Linked DNA regions of Homo sapiens: region 2 is linked to region 1. The links are chromatin loops, found by intact Hi-C in ENCODE. Cell type or tissue: MCF 10A. All regions are shown on one strand. Links, peaks and the distances in the headings refer to the core of each region. The heading gives the core; the rest is flanking DNA.

The links. A loop is a pair of places that touch in the nucleus more often than their neighbours do. Peaks named below come from ENCODE experiments on the same cell type or tissue, not always from the same donor. Only the 100,000 strongest peaks of a DNase experiment are listed, where the experiment ranks them.
Region 2: a loop joins it to region 1, with 8 times the contacts of the local background. A loop is called at or near these places in 19 of 110 quality-filtered maps.

What each region holds. Positions count from the first base shown.
Region 1 is chr5:91,414,943-91,424,258 of GRCh38, reverse strand. ARRDC3-AS1 (ARRDC3 antisense RNA 1) reads right to left here. Exons shown (of 3, transcript NR_027435.1): 2 at 5,488-5,550; 3 at 3,544-5,404. Among named protein-coding and RNA genes, the nearest start is that of ARRDC3, 36 kb to the right of the region's middle. In MCF 10A, for the core only: a CTCF peak has its summit at 4,476 (motif pointing right); a DNase peak (open chromatin) is centred at 4,468.
Region 2 is chr5:91,221,430-91,230,745 of GRCh38, reverse strand. All of the region lies in intron 3 of LOC107986432 (a long non-coding RNA gene), which reads left to right. Among named protein-coding and RNA genes, the nearest start is that of LUCAT1, 88 kb to the left of the region's middle. In MCF 10A, for the core only: a CTCF peak has its summit at 4,463 (motif pointing left); a DNase peak (open chromatin) is centred at 4,455.

The DNA.
Region 1 (9,316 bases), core at 2,602-7,601:
GTGAGCCAAGATCACGTTATTGCACTCCAGCGTGGGCAATAGAGCAAGACTCAGTCTCAAAAAAAAAAAAAAAAAAAAAAAGAATGACTATATCACAAAGTTTTTCAAGTGCACTGTGTTAATTTGCATACTTAAATTAACTGTGAAGTTTAAGTGATGCAATCTTAAAAAGCAACTGCATACTACACTGGGCACACTGCCCATAGGGTAGCCCTGCTCTGCAAGGAGCAGTGAAAAAAAAAAGGCAACTATAGAATGTCATTGTATAAAGGGATATCAGTGAACTGGCTGGAAGCTGGGGCTTCTTTGTCTTGGACTGTTTGCATAACAAACACATTTTTTTCCTTATTCTATTTATTTATTTATTTTTGAAATGGGGGTCTTGCTATGTTGCCCAGGCTGGTCCCTAACTCCTGGCTTCAAGCAATCCTCCTGTCTCAGCCTCCTAGACTACTGGGAGCCATTGCACCCAGACTACTTTTCTTTAAATTGTAAATTTACTTGGGTCAGGTGGGGTAGACCATGCCAGTAATCCCAACACTTTGAGAAGTCAAGGCAGGAAGATTACTTGAAGGCAGGTATTCGAGACCAGCCTGGGCAACATAGTGAGTCCCCATCTCTACGAAAAAACAAAACAAAACAAAAAATCAGCCAGGTATGAAGGCACATACCTGTAGTCCTAGCTACTCAGGAGGCTGAGGCAGGAGGATCACTTGCGCTCAGGAGTTTGAGGCTACAGTGAGCTATGGTCATGTCACTGCACCCCAGTCTAGAAAACAGAGTGGGACCCTGTCTCTAAAAAAAAAAAAATGTATAGATTGTGATTGGAATTTACTTGGAATTGGTTTCCAGGATGAAAGGAAGAAATGCTATAGATTACAGAAGAATATAAAGTCTCCTCCTCAAAGCTTCCCTTTATGCCCACACTATAGCAGGTAAAAGGGTCAGAGTACCAAAGAACCTAAGCTCAATACTGTAGGGGACCAACCTAACCTCTCTGATCATCATTCATTTATAGAATAGTCATTGAACACCAACTATGCAAAAAGCTCCTGCTAGACGCTGGAGATAGACACAAAAACCTTCCTGTTTGTAAAATGGATATAATTATGTGCCTTAAAGCAAGCATTCTGAATACACAGATAGGCTTCAAGACATTCCGCTGAAAAATATTTGTTGATTAAACCAATATTTCTCAAATACCTTCTATGTACCAAGCCCAGTGCCAAGCCACAGGCTTACAGCAAAAAACAAACACTAGATAAATTTGATGAACTCATAGGACCTACAGTATATAAAGGATACAGACATTTAATGGTAAACAAAGAAGTAAAACAATTATAGACGTTTCTAAGTACTAAGAAGAAAATGAGTACAATGCTGTGATAAAGAGAATAACAAAGGCCTTAGAAATTTTTGATTTTTGAGTTATAATTTGTCAGGAACAAATTTTTCTGAGGAGGTTTCATTTCAGCTGAGACCTGAGAGGAAAGATACAGAAAGTATTAAAAAAGATGATAGCAAGTGCAAAATCCTTTTGTGAGAAAGAACTTGATCTAGCTTTCAAAACTGCCAGCATGACCAACAGATATAAGGCAGAATGGAAATGGGGTCAGAGACAGAAGCAGGTGCAGGTCATGTAAAGCTTTAAGAACATGAAGATAAAATTAGAGAGTTAAAAAAATTAGAGTTGAGGCTGACTCCCAATTTTCTGATTATAAAGGATTGATGGTTACATGTAATTTGCAGAGAAAATGGAGACTGAGGAAAAGACAAGTTTGGGTCTATAATCTAAAATTTTACTGGTATATATTAGCTTGAGGTATGTACAAAAGCCCTAGTGGGAATGTCAAAAAGGCATGTAGGTATATGCATCTGGAGTTCAGAGGAGAGGTTTTGACTGAAGAAATACTTTGGGAGATTACTTAGCCTATAGGAATACTTTAGGGGAATCTTTAGCCTACAGGATTGCAGGTTCTGAGATTATCAGGGAAGAGTGCTACATTGTTCAATGAATATTTGCTGAATGAATAAATGAACAACTCATTTAAAATGTAAGTCATAAGAAAGAGAGACAAAATTTAAATCTTGACTGTGCCACTTGTAAGCTGTATGACCTTCTGTAAATCACTTAACAACAGTGAGCTCAATTTTCTCATCTGTGAAAAGGGAAACAATAATAACCAGCTCGCTTGGTTGGTTTTAGGATTAATGAAATTACAGTTATAAAGTGCTTAACAGTGAATGGCACACAACAGCCTCCAGTAGATGTTAACTTTCCTCCACTTGACTTCCACAATACCCAGTGCTGTAGGTGAAACTTCCTACTGCACCTTTACCAAGCAGCTCCTCTCCCCTTCTGCCTTTCTCCCTCCTTTCCTTTGCTTCCTTCCGTTACTGACTTGTGCGTGCTCTCTCTTTATCTTTCTGTGTGTGTGTGTGTGTGTGTGTGTGTGTGTGTGTGTGTGTGTGTGTATGTGTATGTGTCTTTCTGTTAAAACCCATTGAGTGCCTGCTACCTATATGTATAATGCTTCTCTTGGACACTGAAGATACAGCAGTGAACAAAAGTGTAGTAGCACAGAACACAAGCAATCTTGTGGTTTACATTACCCTAAAAATAGAATTAAACCAAAGACCCACTTAATCTAATTAACAATGATAAAAGTGAGTCACTACAAAAGAAAAAAAAATGACTTAAAAGCAGCCATAAAGAATGAAATCTTGTCCTTTGCAGCAACATGGATGGATCTGGAGGCCATTATCCTAAGAGAATGATCTCAGAAAACAGAAAACCAAATACCACATGTTCTGACTTATAAGTGAGAGCTAAACAATGGGTACACATGGACATAAAGATGGAAAGAATAGACACTGGGGACTCCAAAAGGAAGGAGGGTAGGACGGGAGCAAGGATTGAAAAAGTTACCTATCAGGTACAATGCTCACTATTTGGATAATGGGTACGCTAGAAGCCCAATCCCCACCACTACAAAACATGCGCATATAACAGACACATGTACCCCAGAATCTAAAATAAAATAATTTATTTTTTTAAATTGTCAGTAAAAAGAAGAGAAGCAAAGAAGTTTCCACTAGTTTCTAGAGAGGTAACTAAAAAATTCCACCAATATGAACTCTTCCCTCCCTTGGCATTTTGTTTACCCCATGCTGTGCCCCACCGAGTTGCTTCCTGGATTGTGAAAAGAAGCTCTAAGGAAAGAACGAGGAAGTATACAACTTAATGCAGAGCAACAATCACAGAAGCACTTTAATCAGGAGACACAGGAAACTTTTATCTTGAAAAGCTGAAAAGAAAAAGACTAAAAAAAGTGTTAATCCAGTTTTTCTGTCATAGCTTAATATGAGCAATTGCAATCATTCTGTTAAAATAAACGGCTTTCTCACAAAACTTGAGCATTTATGTCCTTAACCTCTTAGACACTTGTCCAGCAGTAAAGCTGGGACAACACTTCCCATTGGAAAGATGGTTGCGGAAATTCATTGAGGCCATCCACTGAAAGCATCTAGAACAGCCCTGGGTACAAAGCAGACAATTTTTTTTTATTATTATTATACTTTAAGTTCTAGGGTACATGTGTACAACGTGCAGGTTTGTTACATATGTATACATGTGTACACGTGTACAACAGCACATGTTGGTGTGCTGCACCCATTAACTCATCATTTACATTAGGTGTATCTCCTAATGCTATCCCTCCCACCTTCCCCCACCCCACGACAGGCCCCGGTGTGTGATGTTCCCCACCCTGTGTCCAAGTGTTCTCATTGTTCAATTCCCACCTATGAGTGAGAGCATGTAGTGTTTGGTTTTCTGTCCTTGCGATAGTTTTCTCAGAATGATGGTTTCCGGCTTCATCCATGTCCCTACAAAAGACATGAACTCATCCTTTTTTATGGCTGTATAGTATTCCATGGTGTATATGTGCCATATTTTCTTAATCCAGTCTATCATTGATGGACATTTGGGTTGGTTCCAAGTCTTTGCTATTGCAAAGCAGACAATTAACAATGTCACTACCAGCTCCTTCCCCTCTCCCTCTTGCATTTTTAAAATAAATTCTGATATTCACACACACACACGCACCCCTAGCTCAATCTTTTACAGAATTGTGAAAAAATAAATTTAGATTTTATTGAGCACGTCTAATTTCTTTTGGGGAAAGAGTCTTCTCTTGTATTAAGAAAAAGATAGCAGATTTATGTCTATAATGCTTTCATAAATAAATCAAATGCAAGTATAAAAGAACCTACTCAAGACTGAAATTCTGTCATATAACAATAGGTAACATAACAGAAATCTGTCTTTGATTTGTCTTCTCAAGTTCTGGAAATCAACATTTTAAATAATTTTATTTATTAATAGTGTTTATTGGAAAGTGCAGAGTAATTCACTTCTTAGTCATAAAAGAGAAGCTGAAAAGTTGATATTTGGCCACCAGATGGCGCCAAACCCCTAAATATTTTTGTGCCAGGCATTCAAAGCGCTCAAAAGTTAATTTAGAGCTAAAGGTTAGGCACTTGTTTATTGACTTTTATGCTTATATGTACAGCCATCTTGGAGAATCATAAAAAATAATTTCCCACAGATCACGACTCCTTTATGTGACCCTACCACATTCTTGCTTTGCTGTTGTCATTCTAATATATCTAGTTGAAAAAGTACTTTTCACCACCAGACCCTCACCACATAAGCTTAGTGAAGAATTTATTCATTAAACATTAAACCATGAATGATAAAAAAGTGTTAAATAAAATTTCTCCCAGCTCTCAAGTTTTAGTTATTTTAAATCCAAAACAACCCTGTAAAAACTGATTCAAACCAGCTTTCTAGGATCATTAAAGTTTGGGATAGAAAGTAAAACTGTTTCAGATGTATTAACGGGACATGGAAATTTCATTCTTAAGTACTGTGCATAGCTGCTTCTTTCCAAAGAAGTTACCCTTCATATGTGTCTTCTTCTCAACCTGCCAATCTCAGTACTGTGTATTTTTAAATCTGTTCTACATGTTTCTGGATGATACTATAAGATTTTGAGTTGTCATCTCATTGAAATGATTTCATTTTCAACATTCTATTTTTTATTTTTAAATGTAGGATACAGAATATACTGAAATTATAGATATTTGACATTTTAAGTTAATAAGTTAGAAATAATCAAAAAGAATATTAGAAATTTTCATTAAGAATTGAAACATATCAATATTGATAGGTTATGCAGTTATAATCTACAACTTCCAAAACCTCAGAAAATTAAAAAACAAAAGTTTATTTCTTGCTCACACTCCAACTTCACTGCAGGTCATTTTGGGCTCCTCCACATCAAACTCACTCTAGGAACCCAACTAAGGGGTCAGTCACCAACTGGAATATTCCTAGTTTCTATAACACAGAAGAAAAGAGCTAGAAAATACATACTTGCCCAAAAAGCTTCCATCTGGAAGTGACACATCACTTTCACTCACCTCTCTTTGGACAAATTAGTCACATGGGTACACCAAACACCAGTGGACCTGGAAAGTAGAAACCTGGAAATAGATGATGAAGAGTTGCTATAATTCATAAATATTAAATCATTATACCCATATATAACAATGTTTTGGGGCTACTATGATAAAAAAAATTTTATAAGAGTTTCTATGTCCTTACCAAATCTTCTTTGTATTTTCAATCTATGTAGGGTAAAAGATTAAAGAAAATGTAAAAAGTTCTTCTTTTTACAGATATTAAAACTGGAGAGAAAAGACATATTTGAAAAATAAAAATTCTTGGGACAACCAATGCCAGAAATTTTGACAAATATTCTCATAAGTGCTAAAGCAGATGAGTGAGGAAGCACAAGGTGTTAGTTAAAGAGTAACTGAAAGCAAGGAGATTTTATCTGGGTGTCACCAGAAGTGCAGCATTTGTATTGAAGTAGCTGGAGGACATTAGAAAAAACAGACAGACAGACAGGAATAAATGAGGATGTTAAGGAAGAATTTTACAAAATCTCTACTAAGTTTCCCAGATCAGCAAACATTTTCAGAGACAGAGAGAGAGAGAGAGAGAGAGAGAGAGAGAGTGTGTGTGTGTGTGTGTGTGTGTGTTGGAGAGAAGTGGGACGGGTGGGATAGTGGAAAGAAATCAATCCTCAAAGTTGCCAACTCACTTTTCCCAAGGAAAATTTTTTTAAAATTCTTCCATCAACTATCAACTCAATTTTATGAAGAATATTTTATCACAAAAAGCTAAAATAATATTGGAATTTTAATTTTGAATAATTTTAGCTTTATACAACCCTAACTTTATCATGTTACTGTGGACCAGTAAAAACTTTGTCACAAGCCAGTTTCTGTGAATAGCTGACCTGAAATGGAAAGTCCAAATTGAGATTAATAATTTCATCCAGTTGGCAATGAACAACTACTGTACATCTTTAAGTAGAGAGCTGCCTAGAATTGGGGGATGGAGCTGGAAGAAGGAATCTAGAAGAAGTGAGAACTTCCAAAATGACCCTGATGTAACCCTGAAACTTATGGGGACCTAGATTAGGATGCAGACAGAGAAAAAGGAGAGGAGTATTTTAGAAGGAAAACCAAAAGGAAACCTTAAAAATAAGCCTATTTTCCCACTGGAGGAAAGGTTTAGTTTGTTTTGGTTTGGTTTGGTTTTAATGGTTTGTATAACAAACAGAGTTCTTAAATGTCTAACACATCAAAATGGTCCATAGATCTTGAAAAAATGCTACATAAACAAAGATATAATCCAGTAATGAGAAAGAACAGTATTTCAACATCTTCCGCGGGTTAGGGGCTATTACTTAAACCTTCATCTGGTAGACTTGACCCCTGGGGAAGGCAGCAAACTGATCTTGTTTATGTAACTCTGATCTCACTTTTGTTTTTACTTTTATCATGACCCATTCAACCACGCAGCTACATGAAAACAATACTGAGGAACAGCCATGTACTAAAGTATGAGATGGTTATTTGTACCTTTGCAACTCTGAAGAAGGAAAGCATTACTTAGCTTAGACTACAAGTATTTATCAAGAATTATTGAAACTGGCCAGGCGCAGTGGCTCACGCCTGTAATCCCAGCACTTTGGGAGGCCGAGGTGGGTGAATCACCTGAGGTCAGGAGTTCGGGACCAGCCTGGCCAACATAGTGAAACCCCCGTCTCTACTAAAAATATGAAAATTAGTCGGGGTGGTGGCAGGAACCTGTAATCCCAGCTATTCGGGAGGCTGAGGCATGAGAATTGCTTGAACCCAGGAGGCGGGGTTGCAGTGAGCCGAGATCATGCCACTGCACTCCAGCCTGGGCCACAGTGTGAGACTCTGTCTCAAAAAAAAAAAAGAAGAAGAAGAATTTATTAAACTAAGAGCATATTTTATCTGCAAGTAGTTTTAACCTAAGTAAATCACAGTACTTTTCTTTGTAGTAAAATAATACTTTATTTTTCTGGGGAAAAAAACCTTGTCTGCATTAATTAACTTTTAAAACATACTTCTTTATATAGGGCATTCTTCTCCACCGCAAATAAATCAACAGATGGCATCATTTTTTTAAGATGACTAAAAATCCAACATCCAATCAAATTCATTATATTGTTATGCATCATTTTGGAAAATGCCTACTGCCATATGTTTTTAAACAATAACAATAGTAAATTTCCCCTCTGTTTTAAATGTAAAATATTTCAAGCTCACCAAAACATTCAGGGAATAATAGAAATATCCAGGCCAGGAGCAGTGGCTCACGCCTGTAATCCCAGCACTTTGAGAGGCCGAGGCAGACAGATCACCTGAGGTCAGGAATTCGAGACCAGCCTGGCTAACATGGCAAAATTCTGTCTCTACTAAAAATACAAAAATTAGCTGGGCATGGTGGCAGGCGCCTGTAATCCCAGCTACTCGGGAGGCTGGGGCAGGAGAATCACTTGAACTCAGGAGGTGGAGGTTGCAGTGAGCCAAGTTTGCGCCATTGCATTCTAGCTTGGGTGACAAGAGCAAAACTCCTTCTCAAAAAAAAAAAAAAGAAAGAAAGAAAAAAAGAAAAAAAATCTAAGTACCTCCCGTAAGTTTTAAACATAAAACAGAAAATAAAATAATCTGGGCACCTCCACATACACACTAATCAGATTTTTTTTCCCATCCCAGAGATAAATACTATCTCAATTTGATGTGTGTCATTATTATCACACATGCTGTTGTGACTTTGCTACATATGTAAGCATCCATAAGCAATATACAATACTGTCTGGAACATTTTAAAACTTTATATATAGCCTTTCCCATGTTCATTTTTTCACTCAACATAACGTTGAGATTTAGCCACAGGTTGACACATATAACTATGGTTCATTCATATTTTCCATCACATAAAATTTACTTAATCATTCCCCTGTTTAACAATTAGATATTTTTCCATAGTTGTATTATGAACAATGCTGCCATCACTGTCTTGTCCCAATCTTCTTGTATGCACATGCAACACTTTCTCTAAATTCCACATCATCGCCCTGTACAGCCTCTCACCAGCAGTATAAGTTCTTTCTTCTCCTCCACACCAACACATCCTTTTATGAAATTTTCTGATTTCATGCAATCTGATGTGTATGAAATGATGTTGCATAAAGATTTTAATTTCTTTTTTCCTGATTACCAGGGAGATTAAGCATCTTTGCCTCTTCATCTCTTTACCTGTTTCTCTATTGAGTTGATTAAGTTTTTTGTTTGTTTGTTTTTGGAGACAGGGTCTCACTCTGTTGTGCAGGCTGGAGCGCAGTGGCATAATCATAGCTCACTTCAGCCTTGATTTCCCGGGCTCAAGCGGTCCTCCCACCTAAGCCTTTCGAGTAGCTGGGACCACAGGCACAAGCCACTGCCCAGCTAATTTTTCAATTTTTTATAGAGGTGAAGTCTCATTGTGCTGCCCAGGCTGGTCTCAACCTCCTAGGCGCAAGCGATCCTCCAGTCGGCCTCCCAAAGTTCTGGGATTACAGGCATGAGCCACCACACCAGGCCTTTTATTTCTAATTTTGTAGGTATCTCTATATATTTGCAATATCATTTCTTTGAAAGTCAATAATAAGCGCTATAAATATCTCTCTCAATCTATGGCACATATATTTACTTCTTAATGCTTGTCCTTAATGCACATGAAGTAATATTAAAGAATACCCATGTATGTACTCACTGTGCAGATTGCTTTCTTTTGCTTTATGGTGTTTTTTATATCTTGTGTCTTTTTTTTTTCTAAATCACTATTCTGAGGGCATAAAGAATTTTCTTCTAGAATTTTTAAAGC
Region 2 (9,316 bases), core at 1,535-6,534, 190 kb after region 1:
GAAATTCAAGCCCAGGGCAGAAATTTGCATAAGTAATTAGGAGCTGAACGTTAATGGCCAACACACTGGGAAAGTGACTCCAGGGCATGTCAGAGAACTTCACCGCAGCCCCTCCTATCATAGGCCCGCAGGCTTCGGAGGAAAAATGGCCCTCTGGGCCTGGCCCAGTGCCCCCCTGCTGTGTACAGACTAGGGACTTGGTGCCCTGTGCTCTAGCCACTCCAGTCGTGGCTAAAAGAGGCTAGGGAACAGCTCAGGTCATGGCTTCAGAGGGTGCAAGCCCCAAGCCTTGGCAGCTTCCACATGGTGTTGAGTGTGCAGATGCACAGAAGTCAAGAACTGAGGTTTGGGAACCTCCACTTAGATTTCAGAGGATGTATGGAAACACCTGGATGTCCAGGCAGAAGTTTGCTGCAGGGACAGGGCCCTCATAGAGAACCTCTGCTAGGGCAATGTGAAAGGGGAATTGTGGGGATGGAGTCCTCACACAGAGTCCCCACTGGGGCACTGCCTAGTGGAGCTGTGAGAAGAGGGCCACTGTCCTCCAGATCCCAGAATGGTAGATCCGCCAACAGGACAGTTTGCAGAGTGCACCTGGAAAAGCTGCAGGCACTCAACACCAGCCCATGAAAGCAGCTGGGAGGAGGGCTGTACCCTCCAGGGCCACAGGGGCAGAGCTGCGCAAGGTCATGGGAGTCTACTTCTTGCATCAGTGTGACCTGGATGTGAGACATGGAGTCAAAGGAGATCATTTTGGAACTTTAAGGTTTAATGATTGCCCTATTGGATTTTGGACTTGGATGGGGCCTGTAGCCCCTTTGTTTTGGGCAATTTCTCCCATTTGGAATGGGTGTATTTACCCAATGCCTGTACCCTCATTGTATCTAGGAAGTAACTAGCTTACTTTTGAATGTACAGGCTCACAGGTAGAAGGGACTTGTCTCAGATGAGACTTGGGACTTGGACTTTTGGGCTAATGCTGGAATGAGTTAAGACTTTGAGGGACTGTTGGAAGGGCATGATTGTGTTTTGAATTGTGAAGACATGAGATTTCAGAGGGGCAAGGGGCAGAATAATATGGTTTGGCTGTGTCCAAACTCAAATCTCATCTTGAATGTAGTTCCCATAATCCCTATGTGTTGTAGGAGGGACCAGGTGGAGATAGTTAAATCATGGGGGTGGTTTCCCCCATCTTGTTCCCATGACAGTGAATTCGTTCTCACAAGATCTGATGGTTTTATAAGGGGTTTCCCCCTTTGCTAGGCACTCATTCTCCTTCCTGCTGCCATGTGAAGAAGGACATGTTTGCTTTCCCTTCTGACATGATTGTAAATTTCCTGAGCCCTCCCAAGCCCTGTGGAACTGTGAGTCAATTAAACCTCTTTTCTTTATAAAATGTATGTCCTTATAGCAGCATGAGAAAGGACTACTACATACACTATGTTTTTTTCCTATACAGTATCAAGCAGGTAGCATGTATAGTGTGAATATATCAGACAAAGGGATGATTCATGTCCAGATTCATGTCCAGGGCAGGACAGAGCAGGATGGTGCAAGATTTCATCATGCTACTCAGAATGGTGTGTAATTTAAAACTGATTAGTTGTCTATTTTTGGAATTTCCACTTAATATTTTTGGACCACTATTGACTGCAGATAACTGAAACTGGAAAGCAAAACAATGGATAAGGGGGGACTACTGTATTTGCTTTTTCTTCCCCATATGTTTCTGTCAGCCTTACCATTTATAGACTTATTAAATGTATTCTCCATCAAGAAGTACCATACAGTATAACTTCTAATTGAGAAAGTTAAAAATAAGAAAATGGATTAAAGTTGATGGGATTACTGACTTTACCATGTATCTCATGATACATGGTAGCAGTCTGCCTTATAAAACTATAAGATGGGATACCAAATATTCAACTATGATGCCAGCCAGAAGTTAACACGTTGTGCAGTTGGGGTGCTAGCATATGAAATATGGTATGTGGTCTGAAGCTGTGACAATTTTATGGTACCAATGCTTCCATGGCCTGAATGCATGAATTTAGCAATTAAGGGGCAGAACTGGAATGACACCTCTCATAAAATCACATAGTGGCTGAATCACAGAAGCTTGCATCACACTCCAGTCCCCCTGGGCTCTGCTGGTTTAGGGGGTCTTAGAGGCCAAAGGAGGGTTGCTTCCACAGGGTACCAAGTAAACACTGGCTTAATTGCATTGGAAACTGAGTTTGCCACTTTTTCGTTTCCAATTCTAAAACCACAGGATGAAAAGTCAAAAGAAGACTATGATATGACAGAAATGATGATTCTAGCTATAATGGGGAAACAGTGTTGCTATTATGCAATAGGATCAAGAAGGGTGTTGGTAGAAATCCAGCAATCCTCTGGGGTGCTTCTTAATACTGCCATGTCCAGCATCAAAAGTTAAAGGAAATCCACAGCAACCCAGTATGGGAAGAATGATCAAGGGACAGCTTTCTCAGGATCAAGGTATAGGTAAATCCTTGGTTGAGGGGAAAAGAAACTTGAAATTGATAATAGAGGAGTTGAGTCATCAGTGCAAATACAGCACCAAGACGAATTATAGAAATAAGACTGTAACACCTACCCATATTTTCTTTCATGTATATATGTATAAATCTTAACTGTTTTTCCTACCTTGTATCTCCGTTCTATTATTTCTTTATTAATAGTGGCTTTTACAAATTAGTCCATAGTTTACAGAATATTGAGACAATACCATGGCACAATTCCAGAATAATTGGATATCTTCCAGAATGCCTGAATTTTGATCTGGATGAAACTTCAACTGGTCCCTTTTATATGAGGAAGAATAGTTACTTTAAGTTAAGTAGGAACATTTTTTTTTCCTGGAACTTTAAGCATGGGGAGAAGCTTGTAAGTTGGTGTTGAGCTGCCGGAAGTTTGGCTTATAGTGGACATTCGTGATTCATTTTGACTGTATGGCAACCAAGTCCCATTCTATACTCTATTTGAGAATTCCTACTCATGAATCTTGGTGTGGGGCAAAAAGAGTCTATCGCTAATGAGGCTAACAATGCCAGACATTTAACAGCTTCTTTTGAAGACAGTTTATTGTCATGAGACTTAGTTAGGTTCAGAACTGGACTTTAAGGGTTAGTGATGGAAGAAATCAAGAACAGGGGTCTTTTTTCTTGTGACTATGGCAAAGACACCTATTAATATTACTTCCTTATAAACAATAAAGCTAAACTTAGTGTGAAACTTTCAGATTTTATCCTGAAATTGGGCTCTCCAGCCCTGCCAATGTGTTTACAAATTATTCACTATCCTTTTAATAAATTCCTTTCCTGCTTAACTCCAGCTAGAGTTGCTAGAAACCATGATATCAACTACCATAGCATTTGTTGAGGCATTTCCCAATATTTTACTACTGTTATGAATTCCTTTTTAAAAATTCTTTTTAAACAACCCCTTTACAAATATTTATTTTTAAAAGTCAGCCATGGACCTCGTACTTTAAAATATTTTAATATTAAGTAAAATGCATTCGTTAACATTACCACTTCTAGGAGCCCCAGGTTGAGGATCACCAGCATAAGATAAACCAAGCATATATTGTGCAGCAACATCTCATTAATTCAAATGAAATGGGAAAGATTGTCTATATCAATGTGAAATACTCACTTTTAAAACAATGAGGTTTTATTATTTCCAATTACTTACAGCAAGTAACTGCATCTAACTACCATCAAAGCATTACTAGAAATGTTAGAAATCTACTAGAAATAACTAGAAATCTGCCAAGCTAGATATATAGAGTACATGTTAGTATAATCAAGTTTTATTTTGTTGGAAGGGACCTGTATTATTCAGGATTCTTTCTGTTTCAAATAATTTTTAAAAACTGAACTCAAACTGGCTTAAAAATGAAAGGGAATGTCTTGACACACAGAACTTAAAAATCCAGAGGTTAATCTGGCTTCAGACATTATTAGATGTATGGGCTAAAAAAAGAGCCAGGACTCAGTCTCCCTCTCTCCACTGCTTGGCTATAGTTTCCTCTGTATTGGTGTCATTCTCAGGCAAGCCCTACCCGACTTGCTAGCAAGATAGTTGCCAGAAGTTCTGGGCCTACCTCTTACCCTTTCAGCAACCTGTAAAGGAAACGATTTCTTTTTCCCAATAGTTTCCTTAAAAGTCTTAGGACTGCTTCAAATTTTCCGAGCGTGGACCATGTGCCCTTTCTTGGCCAACGAGATAAAAGTCACTGAATGTCTATATAAGGATCAGATGCCCATTTCTGGAAGCTGAGGATGATTTTAGCTCTACCATACCTTGTAGAAATGGGGGAGAGGTGGTTCAACAAAGAACAATGGGATGCTGTTACCAGAAGAAGGAATAAGATGCTGGCCAGGTGAAAAGACCAATTTCACGAGAGAACCTTAAATTACCAGCGCCACCTGGTGCATCAAAACTCCTCTGAAGCCGGGCGCAGTGGTTCACACCTGTAATCTCAGCACTTTGGGTGGTTGAGGCAGGAGCATTGCTTGAGCCCAGGGGTTGGAGACCAGCCTGGGGAACATAGGGAGACCAACCCCTCCCCCTACCCCAACACACCTCTACAGAAGATTTAAAAATTAGCCAGGCATGGTGGTGCACGCCTGTCATCCCAGCTAACTGCAAGGCTGAGATTGGAGGATTGGTTGGGCCTGGGAGGCTGAGGCTGCAGTGAGCTGTGATTGTGCCACTGCACTCCATCCTGGGTGACAGAGTGAGACCCTGTCTCAAAAACAAACAAACAAACAAACAAACAAAATTCCTCTGTAACACTACTGATGGCTACTGAGCTTCTACTTGTATACTTCCCATACTGATATATTTTCTATTCTATTCAGCAACTTATTCTGTTGCCAGTAAGTGTTAAAGTTCTTCCTTATGTGGAATTAAAATTTGCTTCCTTGGATTTTAAAAACATCTATCTGTTTATGCTCTGCTCCGTGGAGTTCAGCACGTGCCCATTCCTACTTAAAAATGACACTCCTTACAGTGTTTGAAGTCAGATTTCATACAAATAATGCACCCCATTTCTCAAATGACTCTTTTTCTCCAGAACCTTTATTATCTTGGACACTTTTCCCCAAGACATTTTCTTGCTCATTGATGTTGCCATAAAATATACTTCTATAAAAGAACATACTTGGAAGATAAATAAAACAAGGAAATGAGAGTACACCATGAAATACAGAAATCATTTTGTTAACTGTGACCCATCTCTCTAAATGCAGCCTGATTTGGTTAGAAGAGCAATCCTTGGATTTGGAAGTAGATAAAATGCAATGTCCTGCTTTCTTTTTCTTTTTTCTTTTTTGTCTTGACTAGAGTGACTGTAGTCTGGTTTACCCAAGACAGTCTCAAATTATCCATTTTGGGCTAGTGTAATTATTATGGTGTCCCCCTTCTCTTTCAAAACCTTATTTTGGTCACGCTAGTCTTGAACCACTATCTGCATATACTGTTCATAGTTTGAGATAAATCATACCACAAGTTTTGGCTATGTGCCAGAGGTAGCAAAACCTACAACCTGTTCAGTTTTTGGATTTCATCCAGGTCAGATGTGCTGATTGAGTCAAGGAGTTTCCATGCTGGACAAGTATGTACTTTTGGTTGATCAGTGCTAGATAATAATGCTTCAAAACTTTGTCTAGGTAGTCTAATTATTCAGAGGACTGTGTGATATTTGTGACATTGCCAGATGGAGCACGTTCAAGGAGAAAGACAACTATGCAGCCACAAGAAACCCACACTATCACCTTGTGCTTGAGGAAATGGTGTTTTATCATCACGTTGTTAATCGATTGACAATACAATTACTTACAGTTCATTTATGCTGGAATAAATGTAATTACCGATATATTTAGGATTATGTCTATCAGTTTGTTATTTGTTTCCTATTTGTTCAAGCAGTTCTATGTTTCTTTAAAAATGTAAAGAAGACATGTTGATCCACTGATTAATGTTTCAATGGCCTTATTTTCTTGAATAGCTATTGGAGTGTTCAAAATAGAAATAGACCACATTCCAAACATGATGTATCACTATAGTGGTTTCAGAGCAAGGGCAGATTGAGTGAGCTATGTGTAAGGGTACCCAGAAAATTTATCACCAAGAATGAAACAATTTTGAGAGTGAGAGAGGGTGCTATTAATAATTATTCTGGAATGACAGGTGTAAACCAGGACAATTCCAGGCACACAAAGATGTATAGTGACCCTAAACAAACATGTATTTATTGTATAATTAATTGTTTCCTATTAGGGAGCTGTGCACAAGAATTCTGATCATGGAAGCTGGCGATAGGAAACTTGTTGTATTTGCTGTATTAAGTGTGTACCTTAAATAATAAACAAGTTCTATGATTAGGATTTGGTCCAAGCAAATTAAATGTCTAGAATTTACACATCCAGAAATTATACATGTACTGTATCATTTGTAGGCATCAAGATTAGTAAGTATTACATGAATCAGGTCTTAAATAGTTTGGGAAAAGTACAAGTTGTTTTGAGATACCTCAATCCTTCTTCATTCCCATTACTAATCATGAAAACAACACAAATGTTTTTGTTTTCTTCTTGACTTGGGTCACATTCCATTGTGGGGTGATGTAAGAGTTTTAGCCAAGCATAGAATAGTAATGAGCAATTTGGGAGATTCAGTTCTAAAACCTTGCCTAGGGTCACACACAACTAGCACTTAGAATCTAAGAACATGGAACCATTTGACTTGTAAGGTTAATTGTATACCTGTTGACTTTGGGCATATTTTCTAAGGTTAAACTGGAAAAACAAAGAGTCGGCTATGGTCCACTTGTTCAAGAAAAAAAAAATGCAAGCCCATGAGTCTTCTAGTATTTTTCCTATCCCATTGAAATATACAAGCGACCATAGGTTTCCTCTGCAAACAGCTGAGGCCTCTTGACTTCTGCTTCTAAGCCAGTAGTTTCCAGCTTGGATGCACATTAGAATCATCTAGGGGGACCCTAAGAAATCCTGATGTGGCCAGGCACAGTAGCACACGCCTGTAAATCCCAGCACTTTGAAAGGTCGAAGTGGGCAGATCACGAGGTCAAGAGTTTGAGACCATCCTGGCCAACATCGTGAAACGCCTTCTTTACTAAAAATACAAAAATTAGCTGGGTGTGGTGGCGCATGCCTGTAGGCTCAGCTACTCAGGAGGCTGAGGCAGGATAATCTCTTGAACCCGGGAGGCGGAGGTTGCAGTGAGCTGATATTGCGCCACTGCACTCCAGCCTGGCGACCGAGCGAGATTCCGTCTCAAAAAAAAAAAAAAAAAAAGTCCTGATGCATGAGCCATACCTCAGATCAATTAAATTATCATCTCTGGTGGTGGAACCTAGGCATCTGCATTTTTTAAACACTGGAGATAATTCCAATGTGCAGGCAAGGTTGAGAACCATTGTTGTAGTTTCAGCTCCATCCCCAGCTCTGCAACCATTAAGAGCTAATTTGAGGAGTTCTAGTCCAGTGCTGCAAGATGTCTGAAAGATTCAAAATCGAGTTACAAAGCTAGTCTGACTTACCAGTTCCAGTAACTAAATTTTTAAGAGTTACAGGCTAAAGTAAGAAAAAGAAGAATAATTGGATTTGGATTTAGCTAGGCTTTATTTTATTTTTTTTTTGACATCTTTTTTTGAGACAGAGTCTCACTCTATTGCCCAGGCTGGAGTGCAGTGGCATGATCTCAGCTCACTGCAATCTCTGCCTCCCGGGTTCAAGCGGTTCTCCTGCCTCAGCCTCCTGAGTAGCTGGGATTACAGGTGTGTGCCACCACACCTGGCTAATTTTTGTATTTTTAGTAGATATGGGGTTTCACCATGTTGGCCAGGCTGGTCTTGAACTCCTGATCTCAAGTGATCCACTCACCTCTGTCTCCCAAAGTGTTGAAATTACAGGTGTGAGCCACCACACCCGACATAGGTAGGCTTTATTTTTAAACCAGAATCACGAATTTAAATTAGCTGTATGGCCTTCGACAAGTTTACATATTCTCACTGAGCCTCAGCTTTCTGATCTGTAAAATGGACCAATAACATCTGTTGCCAGACTGCTACTATTGCTTTCCTTCTTAATGAAACCGAACCACTGCTTCCGTTTAACCTGGTTTTGGAAGCTCCCACTTCTAAAAACATCTGTATTTCTATCTTGATAACTTTATATTCTAGAACCTGGCCTCTGCCTTGTTGATGTGGATGCCTTCTCAATGACTGTAATCTCCTCTGACACCAATCCAATGGCGGGATTTGGCTATTGGCTGACAGATTTTCCTAATTCTATCTCTCCATGTACATGTACTTTTGCGTGCTGCCACTTCTGGATTTCCCATATTTGGGCTTCTGCCATTTGACCAATGGCTTGTCGAGAACTTCTTTTTTGGATATCACTGATACCTGTTGCCCGTAAGCACACATACTGTGCACCAAGTTCCATCAGCCTGACTAGATTTCCTCCTATCACCTCCAATTGTGCTATCACTCAAGTTCTACCTCAGCCCTAAGTAAAGTATTGTGTTTATTCAATCAATCAATGTTTACTGAGCATTTACCAAGCCCAAGCACTTTGTCTCTGCACACAGAAAATGTATACAGTACAGTGGAGCAAGATAAACAACAAAAGGTATAATAAATACAGTGACAGGGACAATTCTAGCCCTTGACCTTCCCTATATCCTCTTCTCTCATCAAAGATTAACACTTTTATATTGGTTTAGGTCAGAAGATAGGATCATTGTTAAAGACAAATTATTATTTTTATTATTATTATTCTTGTTACTTTGGAGATGGGGGTCTCACCTTGTTCCCCAGGCTGGCCTCAAACTGCTAGGCTCAAGCGATCCTCCCACTTCAGCCTCCTGAGTAGCTGGGATTATAGGTGCAACTGGCTTTTTTTTTTTTTTTTTTTCTTGAGATGGAGTCTCACTCTGTCACCCAGGCTGGAGTGCAGTGGTGCAATCTCAGCTCACTGCAACCTCCGCCTCGTGGGTTCACGTGATTCTCCTGCCTCAGCCTCCCCAGTAGCTGGGATTACAGGCACCCGCCAGCACGCCCAGCTAATTTTTGTATTTTTAGTAGAGACAGGGTTTCACCATGTTGGCCATGCTGGTCTCGAACTCCTGACCTCAAGTGATCCACCCACCTCGGCCTCCCAAAGTGCTGGGATTACAGGCATAAGCCACTGCGCCTGGCCTTGCTGTATTACTTTTAAAACGGTAAAACCCGCAATTCCTTTTGCATTAACCTAATGTGTTG